Linked DNA regions of Homo sapiens: region 2 is linked to region 1. Evidence: chromatin contacts called from ENCODE Hi-C or POLR2A ChIA-PET data. All regions are on one chromosome and are shown on one strand. The core of a region is the stretch at or near the end of the contact, and the rest is flanking DNA. Distances in the headings are between cores, read along the strand shown.

Region 1 (7,400 bases), core at 3,385-5,884:
TGATGAGTCTTATTTACGATGGAATCATGAATACTGTCTCTGATTATTCCTTTGATAACCACCCTTTACTTCCTTTTACAACTCTACTCTCTTAGCTCTCAGCAAACTTAATTTTCTTTTTTCTCTAATTTCTTTTTCTCTTTTCTTTGCCACTTCTGTCTGCTCTCTACCACCTGTTTCTCAAAGTTCTGTTATTTTCCAGTTCATACTGTTTTCCTTGGAACATATAAATGTCTTCCATTCCTTTAAAGGCAGTATCTCCTCATATGACTTTCAAATAGACTTCTCCTAATCTCCAAATAAATTCTTATTCCTTTACTGTATTCCCAACAGCCTCAAAAATATAAATAGGTAATACCTATAGATAAACATTAAACTCAAATATGTTCACTCCCTTCATGCCTTCATGCCCAAATGCCACCACAAGCCTGCTGTCCTGCCTATGTCTCCTCCTTTTTTAATGGCAGCATTCTCTGTTTTTTTTTTTTCTGACTAGAAACTTGGCATCATCTATAAATTCTCTCCTTTCCTTACCACCCTTAGGTGTCCAACTTCTTTAAGTCTATTTAGGGCAGGAACAATGTCTTTTGTACCAGTTTTCTTTCCAGTGTTTTGTTCAATATCTTGCATGTAGACAACGCTCAATAGATATTTATTGAGTAAACATTATTTGACAAATGTAGTTACTAAAAGCAAGGATGGGGTAAGCTGCCCTCCTTTTTGATGATTGGATTGTAACTAAGCCCATCCCACCAGCTATCATGCTATGGAGGCATATGTGGCTCTCACTGAAGTCAAGGTCGCCAATGTCAACTCAAACTATATTTTCATAAACTATATTATCTGAAAGTAGAATTCCTTAGCAGCCTGCAGTGTGTGAGTTGTATTATGTGGGTTCTCTGAATAAAAAGTAATTAATTTCGAGTCTTTTGAAATCATCTTTAATGGATTCCCTTTCTCTTGTTTTGTGTGCTCTCACTGATTAAAACTTTATCCTTGCAGATTCATGTTTGGCCATAGGCATCTACAGAGAATACAATATAGTCAATATGCTTCTCAAGATGCCATTAAATATCCAGGCTTCCTGCCACAATGTGGCCATAATGAAAAGAAGGCAAATTGCAGACACTTATAGTCCAAACTGTTGCGCCTTCAGGAGATGTTTCTTTTGGAATAATAATGTAAGAATAATTTAAGTTGGATTTATAGAAGTGAGAAGCCCGATGGAAGGGAGTCAAGGTAGAAAAGGTTATAAAAAAGCTCTTCTTATGTAAGATTGTCTTGAGAAAAAAATATGTTTCCAACAGAAAATTTGAAACAATACTCTATAAATGAAGCTTTGGCTTTTAGGGGAGGCAAGTCCCACCTTTAGAGATTTTAGTCACAGAGTTCCAAACACTCAGATTAATTTAAATTGTACTTTTTTTTTTTTTTTTTTTTTTTTTGAAACAGAGTCTTGCTCTGTCACCAGGCTGGAGTGCAGTGGGGTGATCTCGGCTCACTGCAACCTCTGCTTCCCGGGTTCACGCCATTCTCCTGCCTCAGCCTCCCGAGTAGTTGGGACCACAGGCGCCCACCACCACATCTGGCTAATTTTTTTTTTTTTTTTTTTTTTTTTGGTATTTTGGTTTCACCATGTTGGCCAGGATGGTCTCGATCTCTTGACCTCATGATCCACCAGCCTCAGCCTCCCAAAGTGCTGGGTTGTACTCTTTACATAAGAGTTGGTATGTATTCTCCTGCATTCTGGAAATACTTCCGTTATGAACAAGATATACATCTTTAAATTCATATTTAGTGCAAAATAGATAATTCCCTTATATTTTGACTCACTGATTCTTTATTTGACTAGCTTTAAGTATAGCATTGTATGATAATATGTAAGCGAAATATATTAGCATTTGAAGTATGATTTAGAAATGACTACCTAAATTGGAAAGTATAACTTAATGCTTATGACTAGAAACACATGGCATATTAATATTTTTGCTACTTGTCAAGGAAGATTCTATGGCTATTTTTCAAAACTCAAAATTAAAATAATTACTTATTTTTAACCTGTTATATTAACCTTGGGTTTCATATGTTTTATCTCAAATTGCTATAGACCGTTTTTACCTTAGGTCTTAATGAAGTGCAGTTACAAAGCTAACATTAAAAATATATAGGAATAGAATTATTACTGGCAGAAGGCAAGGTTAGTTTTCTATAGATTTATATATATGTGTGTATATATGTGAGTGTATATATATATTTATATATAAGTAATATATGTATATATGTGTTCATATATATTTATATATAAGTAATATTTATAAGTATATATGTATGTATATATATAAGTATATACGTGTGCGTATATATATCTATACACACACACACACACACACACATATATATACTCTCTGAAAAGTAGGTTGCTACTAGAAGGTGCTGACAGTCTTTTCAGTATCTGATGTGATAATGAGTTTTAGAGTTATTTTGACCAAGGTGAAGCAAGAGCTTATCAAATAGTGGAATTAAATTTAAAACAAAAAGACATCCAAAAACAGTGAAGGCATATTCACTCCTTAAAAGCACACAAGATCCAACAAGCCTATTACGTTATAGACAAATTCTAAAATCACAGACTGCCATGGAAGATGGTAGAAAATGAACAGTCTGAGTAGGTTGGCATGTGACCACAGCAAAAGTGTGAACAAAGAGGATTTTGCTATGTGTTTGGGCTGGACAAATGCTATGATTCTGCACAAGTTTGCTTTTCTGGTCTAAATAGCCTAAAAGGTTAAACTGGGAAAATGAGATGCATTTCTTTTATTCTGTAATCTATCTGATTTTAATTTGGATCATTTTTATTTTCTTGATTGTTTTCCAGAATAGTCATTTTACCCTAAGATTTGCAATTATTTTGCTGACTTGGCTTGGTCATCCAGTCACCAAATCCTAGCCTCCTCTGTACTGGCCTCCTTCTGGATGAGCCCTCAGTGCAATCCTTAGGAAGCAAGGTAAATCCAGGCACAATGGCTCAAGCCTGTAATCCTAGCATTTTTGGAGGCCAACATGGGAGGATCATTGAGCCCAGGGATTCGAGGCTGCAGTGAGCAGTGATTGCACCACTGCACTCCAGTCTGGGCAAATGAGTAAGAGCCTCGAAAAACAAAATAAATATAAATAAAAATGAAGCAAGGTCAAAATAAACCGTATGCAATAGGAAGTACATTTTCTACATCTGGCATTTTGTCTGACTGTTGGGCAACCACTTCTTAGTGCTCCAGGGCCCACGACATTTACTGCTATTGCCATTCCTATGATGGCACTCAACCTCTCCCACGCGCGGTCCCCAATATTGTGTAAGGGTGTAGGCTCGGTCCTGACTCACAGGGAAGAGGCGATTTGTATCCTCTGAGTCACTGGCACCACTTCCTGCTGGCACATCTGAGATTTCACTGAAACATAATCTGAAAAATGAAGGCAGAGAGATATATAGGTGAGGTTCACATTCCTAAAACCCATTTGGAAATTTGATAGAAACAATGACCTCTGAATGCATTTCCATTTTTGCAGCTGTATTGTAAAAGAAGCGCCAACTGCCAATTTTGAGTTTACAGATCATCTGTGTTATATCACCTGGCAAGAAATTCCTCTGTATCTTAGTTACCAATGCCACCAGACAAGAAATGCCACCAGATCTGTTTTTTTGACATAGATACTATCTAAAATATTTAGTATCGTAGTGAATTATTTGCTTAGGAAGAATCTACTGTCAAGAATGAAAAAGCCAAATATAGTATTTGAGGTCCAATCATAGAGAAATTATGTTCAAACAACACTAAGGTCATGAAAAGCCTGACATTAAGGAAATATATGCATGCTTTAGCATTTATTCCCTCCCTGTATGACTCATTAAAGTAATGACTAGCGATTCTTTTTTTTTTTTTTTTTTTTTTTTTTTTTTGAGAGGGAGTCTTCCTCTGTCGCCCAGGCTGGAGTGCAGTGGCGCGATCTCCGCTCCCTGCAAGCTCCGCCTCCTGGGTTCAAGCCATTCTCCTGCCTCAGCCGCCTGAGTAGCTGGGACTACAGGCGCCCGCCACCATGCCTGGCTAATTTTTTTTTTTTTTTTTGTATTTTTAATAGAGACGGGGTTTTACCGTGTTAGCCAGGATGGTCTCGATATCCTGACCTCGTGATCCGCACGCCTCGGCCTCCCAAAGTGCTGGGATTACAGGCGTGAGCCACCGCGCCCGGCCTGACCAGCGATTCTTAAGGTTAACAGGATAGTGGATGTAATATTTCTCTGGAGATAGATTTTTTATTCATTGGATCGCATTCACTCTTCTACCCTAGTTTGCAAGTGTTTGGGAGCAGACGCATATTGCAGGAACATTTGAGAACCACTATTTTAAAGCAATAGTGCTGTGCAGATGGACATGACTTAGAATTAATTTTGCTGTTTTCTTGGCCACATCCATCCATGATGGAATTGCAGTTATACACTTTAATTTGAAAGGAACATTTAAAATTATATACGATTCCACCTGTAAAATATCCTGCTGTAGGATTAATGCAGCAAGTCTCACAGAAACTATCCTGAGCGATGGACTGTGTCCAAGGGAGCGTCACGAGTAAGGAAAGTCCAGTCTTTGTGGAGGCACACCCTGGGCTGAACATTCTTTAATTAACAAAGACAAACATTTCACCTGTGGCCTGAACAACTGGAACAAAGTTTCCAACGGTGGAAAAACTAACAACTACTAAAAACCTTTAAAAAAGAAGACTAACAGCAACACTCCAAAGTAAGTTGGATTCTATAATAGTTGCAGGTTGCAATTGGAGGCAATTCCAAGCAGGAAAGGTTAGGCTTTAGTTTATGCAAAGGATAGAGAAACTAGCTTCAAATGTGCATTTTTTTCCCCCTGGCTAGCATTTTCCTGGAGGGAGAATTGGTAATGTCTCCTCCAAAGCTTTCCTCAGTTGAAGAAATATGTAGGAATAGGAATGTCAAGGATGTAAGCACGTGCAACTAAAACTCCAATTTGTACCGAGGAAACTGTATTAGTTAAAGGATTTCATTCTTCAGTAGTGAAAGTATGGTGAAATTATTATTGGGATATAAAACAAAATTGACTTGAATGAGAATCTAGCTTATCCTCCATAAAAAGCTTAGTGAAATAGTTTTCAACTCTGTTCAACTGACAATGAAATCTAGGCTTTAGCTATTTCTTTGTCATTCAACAAAAATATATTTTTTGTAGTTCCACAAGAGCAATTGAAGCAGCATTTATATTGTAGAAAAAGCATGGAGTGGGGAGGGGATAATTCTGAACTTTAAAGACAACAGAATTTTCAAATTGTTGAAGAACAGGAGACTTGATTTCAAAAGATAAATTTGTAACTCTTCTCTTCTGTGGTCACAAGTGATCTTAGACAAGACATTTAATTTAAATACACTGAGGGTATTTGAGACTAATAACTACTTCACAGAATTAAGTGTGAAATTTGATATATGAAGTTATACATTATGATGCTGATGCCGATGTGTAATTTACTTTTCAGAACCCAAAAATATACAATCGGCTTAACAGATACAAGCCTTCTCTAACTGAGAAAAAATAAAATTCTTGTATTACACGAATTAAATCTTTCTTTACAGTACCAAATTACAGAGATAGACAAACTTGTTATAAACCAGAAGAGGGCACTGTCCACATACACTGCTAAAACCAGAGGCTAGAAGTTGAGAGTCAAGGAACATTTATGGGCTGTGACAGCCATTTCAGAAAAAAAAAAAAAAAAACATTAGTTTATTTCACTGTATTCTCCCCAAAAATCTATAAGATAGGAAAAATTAACACCCAGAAAAGTAAATTAATTTTTTTTCAAGATCACGTAGCTCAAGTTTTCCTCACAAGACTGCCTTTCCACCATAATTTGTGGCCTCTATGTTGGGTTAAATACTCTACTTCAATTACAGCTATCATAATTTGTTCTCTGTGATGTCCATTATACTCTAGTATTATTGCCTATTTCCAAATTCTATAAAGTGGCCCATTTAACAATATGTATCCTTGGGAAAAGTTATTTAAACTCTTTATGCTTTAGTTTTCTCTAATGGGGATAATAATAGTATCTTCCTCAAATTGGCCCTGAGAGGACTAAATAATATAATACAGATAAGGTGAATAGGACCATACCTGGTTGTATTAGTTTGTTTTCACACTATTATAAAGGACTTCCCTGAGACTGGGTAATTTATAAAGGAAAGAACTTTAATTGACTCACAGTTCTATATGGCTGGGGAAGTCTCAGGAAACTTATCATGGCCGAAGGCGAAGGGGAAGCAAGCCCCTTTTTCACAAGGTGGCAGGAGAGAGAGGCGGGAAGGAGGAACTTCCAAACACTTATAAAACCATCAGATCTCATGAGAACTCACTCACTATCCTGAGAACAGCATGCAGGAAACTACCCGCATTGATTCAATCACCTCCCTCCTTGGACACATGGGGATTACGGGTCCCTCTCTCAATACATGGGGATTGCAATTCCAGATGAGATGTGGGTGGGGACACAGAGCCAAACTATATCACTGGTACATAGTACATGTTCAAGAGATGGATCGTCCTCTGTCTGAACTGTGAAAGAAATGGAAAGTTGAATATATTTTGTTGCCTTTATGGAGGCATTAATCATCCTTTCATAACAGTTACCACTTACTTAGCTACTTCAACGAAACAGGTTGATTCAAACTCTTCCTGTGCTTACAGAAACTGGATTCTCAGTGTGGTTCATCTGGCATGCCTATTCCTTCTCATATTAGATAGGATATATTCTGATTTTACCTAGATTACATTTACCTAGCTGCCTATCAGTCAAGGAGAATTTTCAGGAGTAGGAAGTCATTCTAGTTATCACGCACCCTAGGCCAATAAGCACCGGAATCCAAACGAAAATGTCCAACCGACTAAACAAAATCACATAGGAGGTATTTATTCTCAAAAGACAACCTTTAGGGTGTAGAAAAAGCAAGCTTAACACACATGTCATTATCCCCCACGGTAGGTATTATTCATTTCTTCAAACAAAATATGTCTAATTTTTTTCAAATCTCAGTTCTGAAATTCGTTATTCCCCAAAGCAATTGCAAGCTGAAGCCATTAATTAATTTAGTGGAGCTTAATTGCTGCTACTACTACTACTACCACCACCATTAGTATTTACTATATAACAGTTACTTAAATAAATTGGAAAGAGTGTTTGAAGTGCAAATACCTAAAGCTTAAACAGAAGCAGCTAAAGCTCTTAACTAAACATCTGTGAAATTACAAGGGTTCTTCTTATGATGATTCCTACACAATTCAGAAAGTACTTGAGTCATTCTTGATATCTATGTTCCAAAATTTTAT
Region 2 (7,400 bases), core at 2,813-5,312, 130 kb after region 1:
AGGAAGAACATTCAGTTGATAACCCATATAATCCACATGAAGTGTTTGTAGATTGCTCATCATTTGTGGTTTAGAGGAAAGATGGCATGCCACATCCCACATGGAATAAGGATGTTTAGGCAAGAAAATACATCAGACTCTTTCAAGCTACATTGTTTATGTGGCCTTCATAAGAAGCTGACTGAAATTAACTACAAGTTCCAAAAAATGTTGATAAACACCTTATGAAATGACACACACATGAAATTAGGTGACGTCAAGAGAATGATCATTTATGTACTTTGAAACATGCTTTTAGAGTAGTACTGTCTAGCTGAAACATAATAAGATGTGCATGTTTAATTTTAAATTTACTAGTAGCTACACTATTAAAAAGAGAAACAATGTGAAGTTACTTTTAATCATCTAGTTAATTTAACCCAGTATATCTGAAATGTTATCATTTAACATGTAATCAATATAAACTTCTTAATAAGATAGTTTACATTTTTTTCATACTGGATCTTCAAAATCTATTCTATTGTTTTCCCATGCTGAGAAAAATGACTGCCTGCAGTCTCTAAGCTTATTCTTGCCCTAACAATTCTCTTCAGCTTTGGATCTCTGTGGGGTTGCTCTAGGTTCCACAAGTCACACAAGCAGCATCTTCACTCAGAAGCCAAGCAGCATGAAAATTTGATCCACTGGATGATCAAATTCATTCTGGGCCCAATGTTACATTTTATTAACACACTAAATGTTGTCATGATATGCTTCCTGACAGGAGTTTTTAAAGTGTTAGAAGAACTATTAACCAAAACCTCTGCTCCACCCCAGCTTTACCTGAAGATTAAGTATGGTTAGTCAAAACCTGACAGAAACAACCATCATCATATCCAAACCAAGTGAAAAATTTTATTTCAGTAAAAAGTGGTGGGTTTTATCTTATTCATAACTGTCTTAGTCCATTCAGGGTGCTATAGCAAAATACCATAAACTGGGTTATTTATAAATTACAGAAATGTATTTCTGCAGTTCTCAAGGCTGAGAAGTCCAAGATTAAGATGCTAGCAAATTTGGTGTCTGGTGAGATCACCAAATTCTGGGTTCATAGATGATGCTCTTTATTCTGTCCTCGCATGATGTAAGAGGTGAGGAATCTATCTTGGGCCTCTTTTATAAGGACACTAATTCCATTCATGAGGACTCTGCCATTTATAACCTAATCACCTCCCAAAAGCACCACCTCCTAATACCATCACTTTGGGGGTTGGGATTTCAACATATGAATTTTGGGGGTACAAAAATATCCCGACTATAGCCTTCTACCCCTGGAACCCCAAAGTTCATTTTATTTTCACGTGTGAGAGAGATTTATTTTATCCCAATAGCCCCGACAGTTTTAAGTGACACCAGCATCAACTCAAAAATTTAAAGTCTCATATAAATATCATCTAAATCTGATATGGGTAATATTCAAGATAGAATTCATCCTAAGGCAAATAGCTCCCCAGCTCTGAACCTGTGAATTCAAACATGTTATGTGCTTCCAAAATACAACTGTGGGACAGGGCATAGGACAGAAATTCCCATCCAAAAGGGAGAGACATGAAAAAAAGAAAGAAAGAAATGACATCTCCCAGGCAGGTCTAAAATCCAACAGCACATGCAACATTAAATCTTGAGGCTTCAGAATAATCTTCTTTGATCCAATACTCTACCCTCTATACTCATTGGGACAGAGGTCTCACGTTCTGGACCCACTGAGTGGAAGTTCTGTTCCTGCAGCTTTTCTGTGCAAGGTTGGGCCCCCATGGGTTTGGGAGGCTCTTCCCCACAGCTGTGAGACATGCCTCAGCTTTCATGGATTGGAGTTATATGCCTGCAGCTCTCTCAAGCTGGAATTACATACTGGTGGATCTGCTTGTCTGGGGTCATGAAGGCAACCCCACTCCAACGACTCAGCTTTTCACTGAATGAGATGGTACTTTGGGGAAGATATGAGATAATTCATTGCATCAGGACCTGAGATGGTGTGTAGGAAGACTTCTCCAGGGATGCTGACCAAGGTCCATTTCCTCTTTTCCCTACCAATCCTGAAAGAATAACACTCTTTATGCTTGTCATTACATTGTTAGTCATGACACACAGAGAGTAGTTACAATGAGCCATGGGAAATGACGCATTCACTTCTTTGATGGAGGCACTTCTGCCTTTCTAGTCCCACTTCCTGCAGTGTCCAACTCTTACTGCATGTAGTGATAGAACTAAATGACCTCTATTTTATCAGAAATGCCACACCTTTCTAGCTATATGCACCTTTGCATGCAGTTCCCTACACCTTTATTTTTTCTCATTTGAATAATTTTCTTTCATAATTCTAGACAAATTTTAGTTGCCCTCTGTACTAGGTAGCTTTCCCTCTGTTAAATGACCCTGCTAAGTTAACTAATATAAATGCCTTTTGTTATAGTTGCCATAGTAACTTTAAATTTACTGTGTGCTCATCTGCCTTTAGATTGTAAGTTTCTAAAGAGCACAGATCATATTTTTATTTGCTTTTGTACTCCAGAAATTAAAATAGTGCCTAACACATAGTTTATGCTCAATACATACTTTTTGATCTGAACTAAACCACTAGTCCTGATATGTAACTTGTCTCTCAGCTTTAGAATTCCACCTTAAATTGCAACTTCTGAGAAGCAGAAAGGACATTGTCTGGTAGATGGCTCAGGGCCAACCAAAATATTTAACTCTGTGGTAATTATAATGCTGAAAACACAGCACATAATTTCCATAGGTTTTTTTTTTTTACTTTATTCATCCGCTTGAAAAATGCATATTGAAGAACATAGGGGAAAACTTCAATGGCATTGGTCTGGGCAAAGTTTTTTGGATATGATCTCAAAAGCACAGGCAACAAAAGCAAAATAGACAAATGGGATTATATCAAACTAAAAACTTCTGCACAGAACACACATACATACACACACACAAACACATATATACACACACACACCCACTTCAGAGTGAAGAGACCACTTATAGAATGGAAGAAAATATTTGTAAACCACACATCTAGTAAGGGGTTAATATTCTTTCAGTGACACAATGGGCTGACTATTGTTAACAATAATTTATTGTATATTTCAAAATAAATAAGAGTGGAATTGGAATGTTCGTAACACAAAGAAATGTTAAATGCTTGATGTGATGAATATCCCAGTTACCCCGATTTGATCATTATGTATTGTATGTTTGGGTCAGAATTTCACATGTACCTCCAAAACATGTACAACTATTATGTGACCATAATAATTAAAAATAAAGCAACTTGATAGCAAGAAAAAAAAATCCCATTTAAACATGGGCATAAGACCTGAATAGACATTTCTCCAAAGAAGATATACAGATGCCCAACAGGTATATGGAAAAATGCTCAACATCACTAATCACCAGGGAAACATAAATTAAAGTCACAATGGGATATCACCTCATACCCGTAGGAATGGCTCTTGTCAAAAAGAGAAAGACAAATGTTGGTGGGGATAAAAAGAAAAGGGAACTGTCGCGTACTGTTGGTGGGAATGTAAATTAGTACAGCCATTTTGAAAAACAGTATGGGGTTTTCTTTAAAAACTCAAAATAGAGGGGTCGCTTCCAAGATGGCCAAATAGGAAGAGCTCTGGTCTGCAGCTCCCAGCAAGATCATCGCAGAAGATGGGTGATTTCTGCATTTCCAACTGAAGTACCTGGTTCATCTCATTGGGACTGGCTGGACAGTGGGTGCAGCCCACAAAGAGTGAGCTGAAGCAGGGTGGGGCATCATCTCACCCAGGAAGTGCAAGGGATCAGGGGATTTCCCTTTCCTATCCAAGAGAAGCCATGACAGACTGTACCTGGAGAAATGGTACACTCCTGACCAAATACTGCACTTTCCCACAGTCTTAGCAACAAGCAGACCAGGAGATACCCTCCTGTGCCTGACTCGGCAGGTCCCATGCCCATGAAGCCTTGCTCACTGCTAGCACAGCAGTCTGAAATCAACCTGCGAGGCTGCAGCTTGACAGGGGGAGGGGCATCCGCCATTGCTGACGCTTCAGTAGCTCACAGTGTAAACAAAGAGGCCAGGAAGCACAAACTTGGCAGAGCTCACCACAACTCAGTAAGGCTTACTGCCTCTATAGAGGCACTTGTAGGGGCAGGGCATAGTAGAAAAAAGGACAGCAGACAGCTTCTACAGACTTAAATGTCCCTGTCTGACAGCTCTGAAGAGAGCAGTGGTTCTCTCAGCATGGCATTTGAGCTCCAAAAACAGACAGACTGCCTCCTCAAGCAGGTCCCTGAACCCCGTGTAGCCTGACTGGGAATCACCTCTCCAATAGGAGTCAACAGACACCTCAAACAGGCAGGTGTCCCTCTGGGACAAAACTTCCAGACGAAGGATCAGGCAGCAATATTTGCTGTTCTGCAGCCTCTGCTGGTGATACCCAGGCAAACAGGGTCTGGAGTGGACCTCCAGCAAACTTCAACAGACCTGCAGCTGAGGGGTCTGACTGTTAGAAGGAAAACTAACAAACAGAAAGGAATAGAATCGATATCAATAAAAAGGACATCCACACCAAAACCCCATCTCTAGGTCACCAACATCAAAGACCAAAGGTAGATAAAACCACAAAGATGAGGAGAAACCAGAGCAGAAAAGCTGAAAATTCCAAAAAACAGAGCACTTCTTCTCCTCCAAGGGATCACAGCTCCTCACCAGCAAGGGAACAAAACTGGACGGAGAATGAGTTTGACAAGGTGACAGAAGTAGGCTTCAGAAGGTCAGTAATAACAAACTTCTCTGAGCTAAAGAAGCATGTTCTAAACCAACATAAAGAAGATAAAAACCTTGAAAGAAGGTTAGATGAATGGCTAACTAGAATAAACAGTGTAGAGAAGACCTTAAATTACCTCATGGAGCTGAAAACCATGGCACAAGAACTTCGTGACACATACACAAGCATCAATAGCTGATTCAATCAAGTGGAAGAAAGGATATCAGTGATTGAAGATCAAATTAATGAAACAAAGCAAGAAGACAAGATTAGAGAAAAAAGAGTGAAAAGAAACAAACAAATCCTCCAAGACATATGGGACTATGTGAAAAGACCAAATATACGTTTGATTGGTGTACCTGAAAGTGACTGGGAGAATGGAACCAAGTTAGGAAACACTCTTCAGGATATTATCCAGGAGAACTTCCCTAACCTAGCAAGGAAGGCCAACATTCAAATTCAGGAAATAAAGAGAACACCACAAAGATACTCTTTGAGAAGAGCAACCTCAAGAAACAAGATTGTCAGCTTCACCAAGGTTAAAATGAAGGAAAAAATGTTAAGGGCAGCCAGAAAGCTCGGGTCACCCACAAAGGGAAGCCCATCAGACTAACAGCTGATCTCTTGGCAGAAACCATACAAGCCAGAAGAGAGTGGGGGCCAACATTCAATGTTCTTGAAGAAAATAACTTTCAACCCAGAATCTCATATCCAGCCAAACTAAGCTTCATAAGTGAAGGAGAAATAAAATCCTGTACAGACAAGCAAATGCTGAGAGATTTTGTCACCACCAGGCCTGCCTTACAAGAGCTCCTGAAGAAAGCACTAAACGTGGAAAGGAACAACTGGTATGAGCCACTGCATAAACATGACAAATGGTAAAGACCATTGACACTATGAAGAAACTGCATCAATTAACGGGCAAAATAACCAGCTAACATCGTAATGATGGGATCAAATTTAAACATAACAATCTTAACCTTAAATATAAATGGGCTAAATGCCCCAATTAAAAGACACAGACTGGCAAATTGGATAAAGAGTCAAGACTCATCAGTGTGCTGTATTCAAGAGACCCATCTTACGTGCAAAGGTGCACATAGGCTCAAAATAAAGGGATGGAGGACGATCTACCAAGCAACCGGAAAGCAAAAAAAAAAAAAAAAAAAAAAGCAGGGGTTGTAATCCTAGTCTCTGATAAAACAGATTTAAACCAACAAAGATCAAAAGAGACAAGGCCACTACATAATGGTAAAGGGATCAATTCACCAAGAAGAGCTAAAGAGCCTAAATATATATGCACCCAGTACAGGAGCACCCAGATTCTTGAAGCAAGTCCTTAGAAAGGACAAAGAGACTTAGACTCCCACACAATAATATTGGGAGACTTTAGCACCCCACTGTCAATATTGGACAGATTAACAAGACAGAAGGTTAACAAGGATATCCAGGACTTGAACTCACCTCTGGACCAAGGACCAAGTGGACCTAATAGACATCTACAGAACTCTATACCCCAAATCAACAGAATACACATTCTTCTCAGCACCAAATCACATTTATTCTAAAATTGACCACATAATTGGTAGTAAAACATACCTAAGCAAATGTAAAAGAACAGAAATCACAACAAACTGTCTCTCAGACCACAGTGCAATCAAATTAGAACTCAGAATTAGTAAACGCACTAAAAATTGCACAACGACATGGAAACTGAACAACCTGCTACTGAATGACTGCTGGGTAAACAACAAAATGAAGGCAGAAGTAAAGATGTTCTTTGAAACCAATGAGAACAAAGACACAACATACCAGAATCTCGGGGACACATTTAAAGCAGTGTGTACAGGGAAATTTATAGCACTAAATGCCCACAAGAGAAAGCAGAAGACATCTAAAATCAACACCCTAACATCACAATTAAAAGAACTAGAGAAGCAAGAGCAAACAAATTCAAAAGCTAGCAGAAAACAAGAAATAACAAAGATCAGAGGAGAACTGAAGGAGATAAAGACACAAAAAAAAACCTTCAAAAAATCAATGAATCCAGGAGCTGTTTTTTGAAAAGATCAACAAAATAGATGGCTAGCAAGACGAATAAAGAAGAAAAGAGAAGAATCAAATAGACACAATAAAATATGATAAAGGGGATATCACCACTGATCCCACAGAAATACAAACTACCATCAGAGAATACTATAAACACATCTATGCAAATAAACTAGAAAATTTAGAAGAAATGGATAAATTCCTGGACACATACACCCTCCCAAGACTAAACCAGGAAGAAGTTGAATCTCTGAATAGACCAATAACAGGTTCTGAAATTCAGGCAATAATTAATAACCTACCAACCAAAAAAAGTCCAGGACCAGACGGATTCACAGCCAAATTCTACCACAGGTACAAAGAGGAGTTGGTACCATTCCTTCTGAAATTATTTCAGTCAACAGAAAAAGAGAGAATCCTCCCTAACTCATTTTATGAGGCTAGCATCATCCTGATACCAAAGCCTGGTAAAGACACAACAAAAAAAAGAGAATTTTAGGCCAATATCCCTGATGAATATGGATGCGAAAATCCTCACTAAAATACTGGCAA

Evidence for each region. Hi-C counts contacts between places; a loop is a spot of excess contacts on that map. ChIA-PET counts read pairs that join two places held with the same protein, here RNA polymerase II (POLR2A). Pooled maps may share reads with other maps.
Region 2: a map of endothelial cell of umbilical vein shows a loop between it and region 1 (5-fold over the local background). The contact joins two enhancer-like sites. A Hi-C loop is called at or near these places in 1 of 168 maps with a recorded cell type or tissue (endothelial cell of umbilical vein) and 1 of 50 pooled maps. POLR2A ChIA-PET finds 5 or more read pairs at or near these places in 3 of 52 experiments (AG04450, MCF 10A and WTC11).

The regions. Positions count from the first base shown.
Region 1 is chr4:74,371,382-74,378,781 of GRCh38, forward strand. The region is part of intron 1 of EREG (epiregulin); the gene reads left to right. Among named protein-coding and RNA genes, the nearest start is that of EREG, 9.9 kb to the left of the region's middle. RefSeq lists an enhancer at 2,797-3,996. Within about 2 kb of position 4,635, at least 4 of the 41 ENCODE cell types and tissues checked have a DNase peak (open chromatin) inside an H3K27ac peak, as active enhancers do.
Region 2 is chr4:74,501,694-74,509,093 of GRCh38, forward strand. No RefSeq gene overlaps it. Among named protein-coding and RNA genes, the nearest start is that of AREG, 60 kb to the left of the region's middle. RefSeq lists an enhancer at 1,468-2,667. Within about 2 kb of position 4,063, at least 4 of the 41 ENCODE cell types and tissues checked have a DNase peak (open chromatin) inside an H3K27ac peak, as active enhancers do.